Linked DNA regions of Homo sapiens: region 2 is linked to region 1. Evidence: chromatin contacts called from ENCODE Hi-C or POLR2A ChIA-PET data. All regions are on one chromosome and are shown on one strand. The core of a region is the stretch at or near the end of the contact, and the rest is flanking DNA. Distances in the headings are between cores, read along the strand shown. Region 1 holds the start of ERC1 (ELKS/RAB6-interacting/CAST family member 1). Region 2 holds the start of ADIPOR2 (adiponectin receptor 2).

Region 1 (4,175 bases), core at 873-3,372:
AATGCCTAGATATTGTATCTGAGATATAGGGAGGGTTCTGCTCTTCCTTATATAGACCTTTATTTAGTCTCCCTGGTCTCAACTCTGCTTCTCACTCTTGCTCTGTCTGGTAGTTATCTCCAAATCTCCGTCTCCCTAAAGCACTTCTGGGCTGACAGGTCCCCTTCCTTTCTACAGCACCCTCTACACCCATTCTACATTATGCTTTTCTCCATTTTATTTTGTCAGACCACACTTACTTTTTGCATGTCAAATAAAAAAAAATTATCTTCCGATGTCCCCCTTCTCATTTTCTATTTTGTATCACTTTTATTTATCATCATTTTATGGGGTCTCAGGAAGAAGAGACAGTAAATACATGTGCTCGGTTAGCTAGCTTTAATCAAAAATCCTAAACGTAGGTTTTAAAAAAGATAACTGGAGCAGGGCAGGAAATAATATTTTTTGCCAGTGTGGTGGCAAAAAATAAAAAACAAAAATCTGAATCTGTGTTAGGACAGTATTTCCGTGTATAACATAGCGCTTAGCAACTTAATTCTCCAGATCCACATATTTTAAGGACATGATGTATCTCAGACACCTACTTCAAACCTCACTTTACAGTTAAGTAAGACCACAAGTAGAATGAATTGCCTGAGGCCACACAAGTAGACAGTGGGAGAATGAGAACAGAAATATCTATTGACTCCTAGTTGAATTTTCTCTTACCTTACCACACTGCTAGGGAGTAACAAGATGGGCAGATCACGAGTCAGATGAGAAAGGTCATGAAAAATAGTCAAAGGATGACTTTTCCTGGGTAAATAGCCGGATGTCCAAGAAATGAAAGGCTGGTCTGGCAGCAGCACATCGTCTAACAGTTGGTAGTCATATGTGGGAAGTACTGAAGGGGGAGATGACAGCAGGCCCAGAAACTGCAATGATCCAAGTGCATGTCGATCCTGGGAGGGAACAGTTAAGAGTCCGGGCAGGATGAAACAGTAGAAACTGGTGAGTGAATGAATGTGAAGGCTGAGGAGCGACTGCAATTTGTTAATGGGATTATGAGGCAGTATAAAGTGGTTAATTACGGTGGCGGAGGTAAGCAGGAGTAAAATGATGGCTTTTAACTCCTCTCAAGGACACCGAAAATTATTTTAATAAACACTGGAAGGCTGGGAATAAATATAATTCACACCATTCTTACTTTCTTGGTTTAGAGATAGCTTATCTACATCCTTAAATTAATGGCTGTAGCTACCCTCTGCATGGCTCCAAAAAAAAAACAAAAAACAAAAAACAAAACCAAAGCCGGCTGCGAGTCTGCACGAGAAAATCGGGTTGCACCAGGCCCCAGCCGCCCGCCGATTCGCTTAGCTGTCGGAGGCTAAATAAACAGCTCCCGAAGCAGCGTTTGGCACAGCGCAGGGTCGGAACGTGGACACTAATTTCCGCCCACGCTCCCCGCGTCCTGGCGGGATCACCACAGACACGACGTCCATTGCTGGGGTCCTCGGCGATGCCCGTGTGCGCAGCCCCGCGAGTCTCAGGTCAGAAGACCACTAATTTCGCGGCCGCGTTCCACGAAGCTAAGGGGCAAAAAACCAGCTTTCTTGGGACAAAGCGTCCCCCCAGCAGCCAGGGTCGATCCCGGCGCTGCTCCCGCGGCGCTTGGCTGCCCCGGGCGTAACGGGCCACGAGAAGTAGGGGGTGGGGCGCCGCTTAGGTTTGGGAAGACACGAAGCGGCTCCTCGGGCTTCCAGCGTCCACTTCCTACGGCAAGCAGGAGGAGACAAGCGCCACCCTGCGCTCGCGGAGCCGACCCCGGCTCTCCCCTCCCGTGGCCGCAGGGGTCGTGTGTGTGTGTGTGTGAGTGTGTGTGTGTGTGCAGGGACGCTCCGCGCCCATCACTCTGTTTCGGTGCTAATCGACCGCCGTGGCGCCGATTTCCCCCGCTTCCCAGTTCCTCACCCGCGTGCCCCGGAAGGCGCCCGGAGGCCCCCGGGCCGCCGCGTCACGCTCCCGGGAGGCTGAGGGAAAGGGAGGCAGCCGAGCCGGGAGCCCGGGGAGGCGCGCTGCGCCCCGCGGCGGGGCTGGGGGCGGGGCTAGGTGTCTCGCGCAGGGGGCGGGGCGCGGTGACGTCGCGGGCGCCTGGGCCGTGCTGTGGCGGCGGCGGCGGCGGTAGTGGCGGCGGCGGCGGTGCCTGGGCGGCAGCAGCAGCAGTAGCGGCAGCCCTGAGGACGGTGAGACGGCCGCGGCGGCGGCGACAGCGCGGAAGTCGCGCGGGACCCAGAGCTTCCCCCCTGTCGCTAGTGCTGAGGCTTTCGCCTTTCCTACCCAGCTTCTTGCTCACGGCCCGGGCTGGGCTGGGCAGGGCAACGCGCCCCCGGGGAGGGGCGGAGCTGTAGGTGAGGCTTCGCGACCCCCTCCCCCTCCTCGGCAGCCCGGGGGGTGGGGAGGGGCGGGCCCCACCCAGACCACCGGCGCCCACCCGCGGGCTCCACCCAGCCGGGCTCCGGGATCGGGCGGGAGCCGAGGCGGTAGATGTGGGGATCCTGGGGCGGGAGGTGGGGGAGTGGGGACTGGGGCTCTGGGCACTTGGGGAGCGGAGGGGGGGAGGCTTAGGACTAGTGAAGCCGCGGACGAGGTAGTGGGGAGACGGAGAAATTGGGGAGCCATGAGGTTGGGGTGCGGTCAGGGTGGATCTTTGGGTTAGGTGAGTGATGTAAAATGCTGAAGATGATTCTTTTCTTTTCGATGAAATGGTGAGATAAAAGATGAAGTGTATTTCAAAAGGACGATGAGCTGTGCATGTTGCCTTTGAGGCAGTTGCAGAACCTATTTTATTGCACTAGATCTCACGTTTCTACTTTAGGGTTCGATTCTTTTTCTTCTGGCGGGGTGGGTGGGGGGTCGGAGAGGGAAGAGAATCCCCTTACTTTGGCTCAGGTAAATTGTGAGCGTGGATGTATCTGAAAGTTTTACACCGAAGAAGAGGGAGATCTTCGGTTTAGACAACTTCGTTCCGGCAGCCACCATTTGGGTCGCATTACGCTTAGCTCCTTCAAGGTGGTGTCTTCCAGTTTTTTTTCCCCCCAATGCCTAAAAGATCTCTTTATACCACCCTTTTACAGGCTTTATCCTGGCCCCTTGAGAGAAGGCCCCAAACTCAGGTGGTTGCTTTGGAAGGCACATTGCTGAATAATAGTTGCAGGTGGTTGTGGTTGACTGCTTTGGGTGGATAAAGTGAACAATTGGAATAGTTCTGTTGGAGCTAATTATATGAAAAATGCTTAAATGTTTTAAAGTACAACCGTCTTTTATAGCGTGTTGCTTGCTCAGTACACCTTGACTTTTAGACATTTTGTGTTCAGTGCTAAATTGTTGAAATTTTATTTCTCATTTGCAGTTATGTTTCTTGCAGTCTTTATTAAAACACTTTAAAATGAAATGGAACTCTTTTTTTTTGGTAGGCTCCTCAATTTCTGAGAAATGTTCTTGGAGTCAAGTGCTTTAAAAACATTTTGGGGGCAGGTGTGTCACTTTGTATGGAAATATTAGAGTAAGCAGTGTTCAATGTTCTTCACATCACTCTTTCACAACTTAGCACTGTAAATCAGAATCTTCTTTTCTGGATTCTTGCTCCCTGTTAGATTACAGTATTCTCTGGCCCTACTTATCAGTTAGTGTCATTTAAGCTATTTCTTGTTCAGAAAACAGGTCCCATGATGGACATGTATTATGTAATGGATGGAAGTAGACATGGCTCTCAATAATTCATTTATGGAGGAAGAGAAGCTGTCAGAAAGTGGGATTTAAGCAGTGACTTTCCCAAGGCTTGCCTAGTTTATTTGGGAAAATAGCCAGAGAAGTGCTTTCTTGTAACCCAAAAGAGAAATATACAGATAAGAATTTCAGTAGTTGCAGATCGTTGCTTTTTCTAAGTGCCTACTTAATGAGCAGATTATTGTCTTCCAGCAAATACTTCTACTTTATAGAGAGGTATGGGAAACAGGACATAATAGGTATTAAGTGAGAAAGTGTGTGTTCCAATTTTTAATTATAAATAAAAGATTTAATTAACTGTATTCAGTTAATTCATTTGGTAAAGTGAACAGTTTTGACTTTGGATTAGTTAGAAGGAAAACAAAATTGACATATCTAGTTTTCGCTTTTAAATTATACATAGACTTAAT
Region 2 (4,163 bases), core at 881-3,380, 700 kb after region 1:
TCCTCAATAGTTAAGGAGGTGTGGGTATTTTGAGGAAATGATGTGGTTTGTTTCATCACTATATAAGCATCAGGAACTGGCAGTAGTGATATGTGAATGGGATCAAGGTAACCGAGAACAAGATGTGAAACTTTAGGGAAATGGTAAGTCTGTCTTTCATCTGGTTCAGCACACGGTGAACTGTTCCAGAGGTAGCTTCTTAAAGCCCTTCGTTTTGTCAAACCAGAATCTTTTTTTTTTTTTTTTTTGAGACAGAGTCTTGCTCTGTCACACAGGCTGGAGTGCAGTGGCACGGTCTCAGCTCACTGCAACCTCTGCCTCTCAGGTTCAAGTGATTCTCCTGCCTCAGCCTCCAGAGTACCTGGGATTACAGGCACGCGCGACCATGCTTGGCTAATTTTTTGTATTTTTGTAGAGACGGGGTTTCGCCATGTTGGCCAGGCTGGTTTTGAACTCCTGACCTCAAGTGATCTGCCCATCTCGGCCTCCCAAAGTGCTAGGATTACAGGTGTGAGCCACCACGCTTGGCCTGGAAACCAGTCTTTAAGAGAAAGGGATGCAGGAAAGATTGGAGATCTTTGAAGAATCTCTTTTTAAGAAAATTATCTTTTTCGCTCTAGTTCTGTCACCTTTAGTAGACTCTTTATTAAGCCTAAGAATCTTATACTTCTTATCTCTGTTCTATGTGAGTTGGTATAACGGGTCAAATTCACAATCCAGAAATGCCTGTATTGTTTCTGATGTGCTGAGGAGGTGTACAATTGTCTTCCTTGATTTCAACCTCAAAAGCTTTACATCTTTACCTGGGAACATAGAAGTCATTATTATTATGTCTTTCACAAATTATGTAAACTTAAAAAAATTATATTTTCAATGTAAACCACTCCTTGGAGGAAATTAGTTCCTTTAACATTTATTTCCTAATTTTAATTTCTACTAGTTTTATCTCTTTCAAGCTTAAATGAGTGGGCCTTAGTTCTGTATTATTGCCATCTTAATCATGTTCTTTGTGATTTTAGTAGCTTTACTTTTTAAAACTTACATTTCCATAATGAAGACTTCTGTATTTTTGTTTTTTTCGTCATATATCCGACTCCAGCTCCCTCAAGACCTGTCAGCTTTTCCCTGCACCCTTTGTTATCTCTTGCTGTGGTCCAAAGGTAAGGACAGTAAGCCGTGGGCACAGACTTTCCCTAAATCGTATGGATTTCCTTTAGTCAATAACAAGAATTTTGATAGTTAAGGCATTTACGCCTTAAGAATGTGATAAATTCCCCCTCCTACTGAATGTAAAGAACTATTTTTCTACGCAGACTAACTCTTATATTCACTTTTCTTATAGAATAAGTACGTAACCAAATCTGTTCTTGGCTTCTAAGAAGTTAGAACTCAACGTAAAGATGACTTGTGGAAAATTACTTACTCATTCTGGGTAAATGGACGCAGGTATTTAGTGCTTAAGTAGGTTCTGATATACCATTACATTAACATCATTTTAAAAATCGCTCTGAATTATATGTATTTTAAGAGTGACTGGGTTTTAAAAAAAATAGAAGTGGTAGAGCATAAATCATAATCTTTAATAAGGTAATAAAAGGCAAACACTATTGCTCTGGGCAAAACTGGGCTAATGCTTTTGGATTTCTTTCCGCAGTCTTCACAGACGACGCTCAGCATCCTATCAGCCCTTGGCAGAGACACACGATCCAGCCTAAATCCTCAAATTCTGGCTCTTGCCCAAAGTGTGTAGCCAGTATCCATAGAGACTGCGAAAAGCATCCGCGAGCCGGGGCGGCCCCCTCCTCCTCAGCTCCAAATTGCTTCCTTTTTCGGTGGGAGAAAAAACTCCGAGGAGTTGTGTGAGCGCCTAAGGAGCGCACGCTCCTCCGGCCCTCAACACCCAGTATAGTTTTCGCTAAGTTCCTGGCCGAACCACAGCTCCCACGATGCACCCAGGTTTTAGAGCGGTCAGAGGGGCGGCTTCCGGTTTAGGACAGCGCGGCTGCGCACGGCGTGTGGTCTTATTGGCTCGAACCGCCTCGTGCGATGCGCGTCACGGCGACGTGCGGTCGTGGGGGCGGGGAGACGCGGCGGCGGCGGTCGCTGTCGCGGCGGCGAGAGCGCGATTCCAGAAGCGGCATCGCGGCGGCGGCAGCGGCGGCGGCTACACCGGGCTTGGCCCCCTCCCTCCTCCGTTCCCCCCTCCTCCCCCCTCCCCTCAGCGGTGGCTCCCAAGAAGTCCGAGACACGCGGTGAGGCGGCGACGGGCTCCGGGTGAGGGTCTCTGGAGTGTGGGCGCCGTTTCCTGGGCGCAGAGGGAGAGCTTGGGGTCGGGGGGAGGTGAGAGCTGAGGGGCGAATGTCCCTGGCGCGGGCGGGAGAGCGCGCTCTCGGCCCGGCCCGCAACTTGATTCCTAACTCTGACCTGCCGCCCGGCGCGCCTTGGCCTGAGGGTCGGCCGTGTGGGGACCTGGAGCCGCCCTCCTTGCGACCGCTGTCGGAGGAGTCCGGCGCCCGCTGTTCCCCTCGCCTCGCCTTTCGCGGCGGAGGGTCGGAGCCTGCTGCCCTCTGCTCACCTTCGGGTGCAGTTGCTCCAGCTCCCTGCCCGCGGAGAGGATCTGCCCGCCCCTCTTCGTCTCTTGTCTGTTTTTATCACTTCTAGGAATTTGTTTGGTGGAGGCTTGGGATGGGCTCTCTCAGCGCTACTTTCACAGTGACTGGGGTGGGGAAGAGTTCCCTCACCTTTTTCAGGTGGCGCGTCAGGCAGCCTGCTTGGTACCTGGAGTCCTGTTTTCCCAAGCCCCCGTCCGTCAGTGTTCGCTTCTTCTAAAATTACCGATGACAGGGTTATAAATCAGTTTTTAGGGGGCTCGGAGAGAGTTTGGGTTGGAAACTGTTAGCTCTTTTTTCCTCCTGGCTTTTGATCTTGATTTAAGCGTTTGCCTCTGAAATTTTGACAACTTCATAAGATGGTCCAAAAGTGAATTTTGGTAGAAAGATTTAAATGCACAGTTGGGATTTTATGGGGGTACGGTGACTTCATTGCAGGTTGTTGACTTTTTTTTTAAAATAAGATGTTCTTTTAATTTTTTGACTCTGGGTTTCTGAGCCTTGGTTATTGTCCCCCATTTCTGTTCCAAAAGCAGACTTTTTTTTTTTTTATCACCCCTTCCCCTCACCCAGAGAATCCCTTTAAACGCCAAGAAAGCTGTCATAACATTTAGCATTATTTGATCACAGAACTTTTCCAAATGAAATGCTAAAAATTCCTTCAGAAAAAAGCATCCATCTACCCATAGCATTATTTTTTGGGGGGAGGCTATACGTCTTGTCAGTTCTGAAAGTTTGAAGTGACCTCTTATCAAAGGCCACCCTTATGTCTCCTTAAACGACTCTTAGGTAATTCCTAGATGTTTTCATCCGTTCTGATAAATTTGTTGTCAGAGTGTTGATTGTGATGATCTGCAACTAAAATTATTTCATCAGTAAAGATTTCCACACATGTGGCAGCTGCTTGTTGGTGAATTATGAAATTTGAAAAAATTGCAAATTAAATGTGAAAGGCATATTTCTTTTAACTTCTGATTGTAACTGTCTGTCCTCCAGTATACGTTCCTATCTAGACTTTGGTCTGCTTAGCAGATTTCCTCTTTTCACTTGACACTAGGAATGGGAGTAGGATTTCCAGAGCCTAAAAGAGAGTTTGTTTTTTTTTTCTATCCCTAGGCTCCTTGTATGAATTTATAAATAAATGGTTTTTTCTATCAATAGTATCAATTTAGCTGGTGCACTTTTTTTTTTTAGTATAAATCACATTTTGTTTCCTAAAATGAAAATAATTTTGTTTTATTCTTTATTTCAGGGATTGACAGATTTTAAAGCCTGCAGGCCCAGTCCTGCCAGTTGCCTCTTTTTGTAAATAAAGATTTGATTAGGCCTGGTGCGATCGCTCACGCTGGTAATCCCAGCACTTTGGGAGGTCGAGGCGGGCAGATAACCTGAGATCAGGAGTTTGAGACCAGCTTGGCCAACATGGTGAAACCCCGTCCCTATTAAAACTACAAAAATTAGCCGGGTGTGGTGGCGCACTCTTGTTATCCCAGCTGCCCGGGAGGCTGAGGCAGGAGAATCGTTTAAACCCGGGAGGTAGAGGTTGCAGTGAGC

What was found. A loop is a pair of places that touch in the nucleus more often than their neighbours do. ChIA-PET counts read pairs that join two places held with the same protein, here RNA polymerase II (POLR2A). Pooled maps may share reads with other maps.
Region 2: a map of CD4-positive, alpha-beta T cell shows a loop between it and region 1 (5-fold over the local background). The contact joins the promoter of ADIPOR2 here to the promoter of ERC1 in region 1. A Hi-C loop is called at or near these places in 1 of 168 maps with a recorded cell type or tissue (CD4-positive, alpha-beta T cell), 1 of 37 single-sample maps with no recorded cell type and 8 of 50 pooled maps. POLR2A ChIA-PET finds 5 or more read pairs at or near these places in 2 of 52 experiments (OCI-LY7 and activated T-cell).

What each region holds. Positions count from the first base shown.
Region 1 is chr12:989,101-993,275 of GRCh38, forward strand. ERC1 (ELKS/RAB6-interacting/CAST family member 1) reads left to right here and starts at 2,123. Exons shown (of 19, transcript NM_178040.4): 1 at 2,123-2,222. It also overlaps a transcript of RAD52 not described here. RefSeq lists enhancers at 954-1,516, 2,078-2,639 and silencers at 1,338-1,387, 1,798-1,907, 1,928-2,437, 2,643-2,937.
Region 2 is chr12:1,688,940-1,693,102 of GRCh38, forward strand. It overlaps ADIPOR2 (adiponectin receptor 2), which reads left to right and starts at 2,131. Exons shown (of 8, transcript NM_024551.3): 1 at 2,131-2,252. RefSeq lists enhancers at 1,634-1,793, 1,814-1,863, 1,947-2,525 and silencers at 2,024-2,323, 2,344-2,433.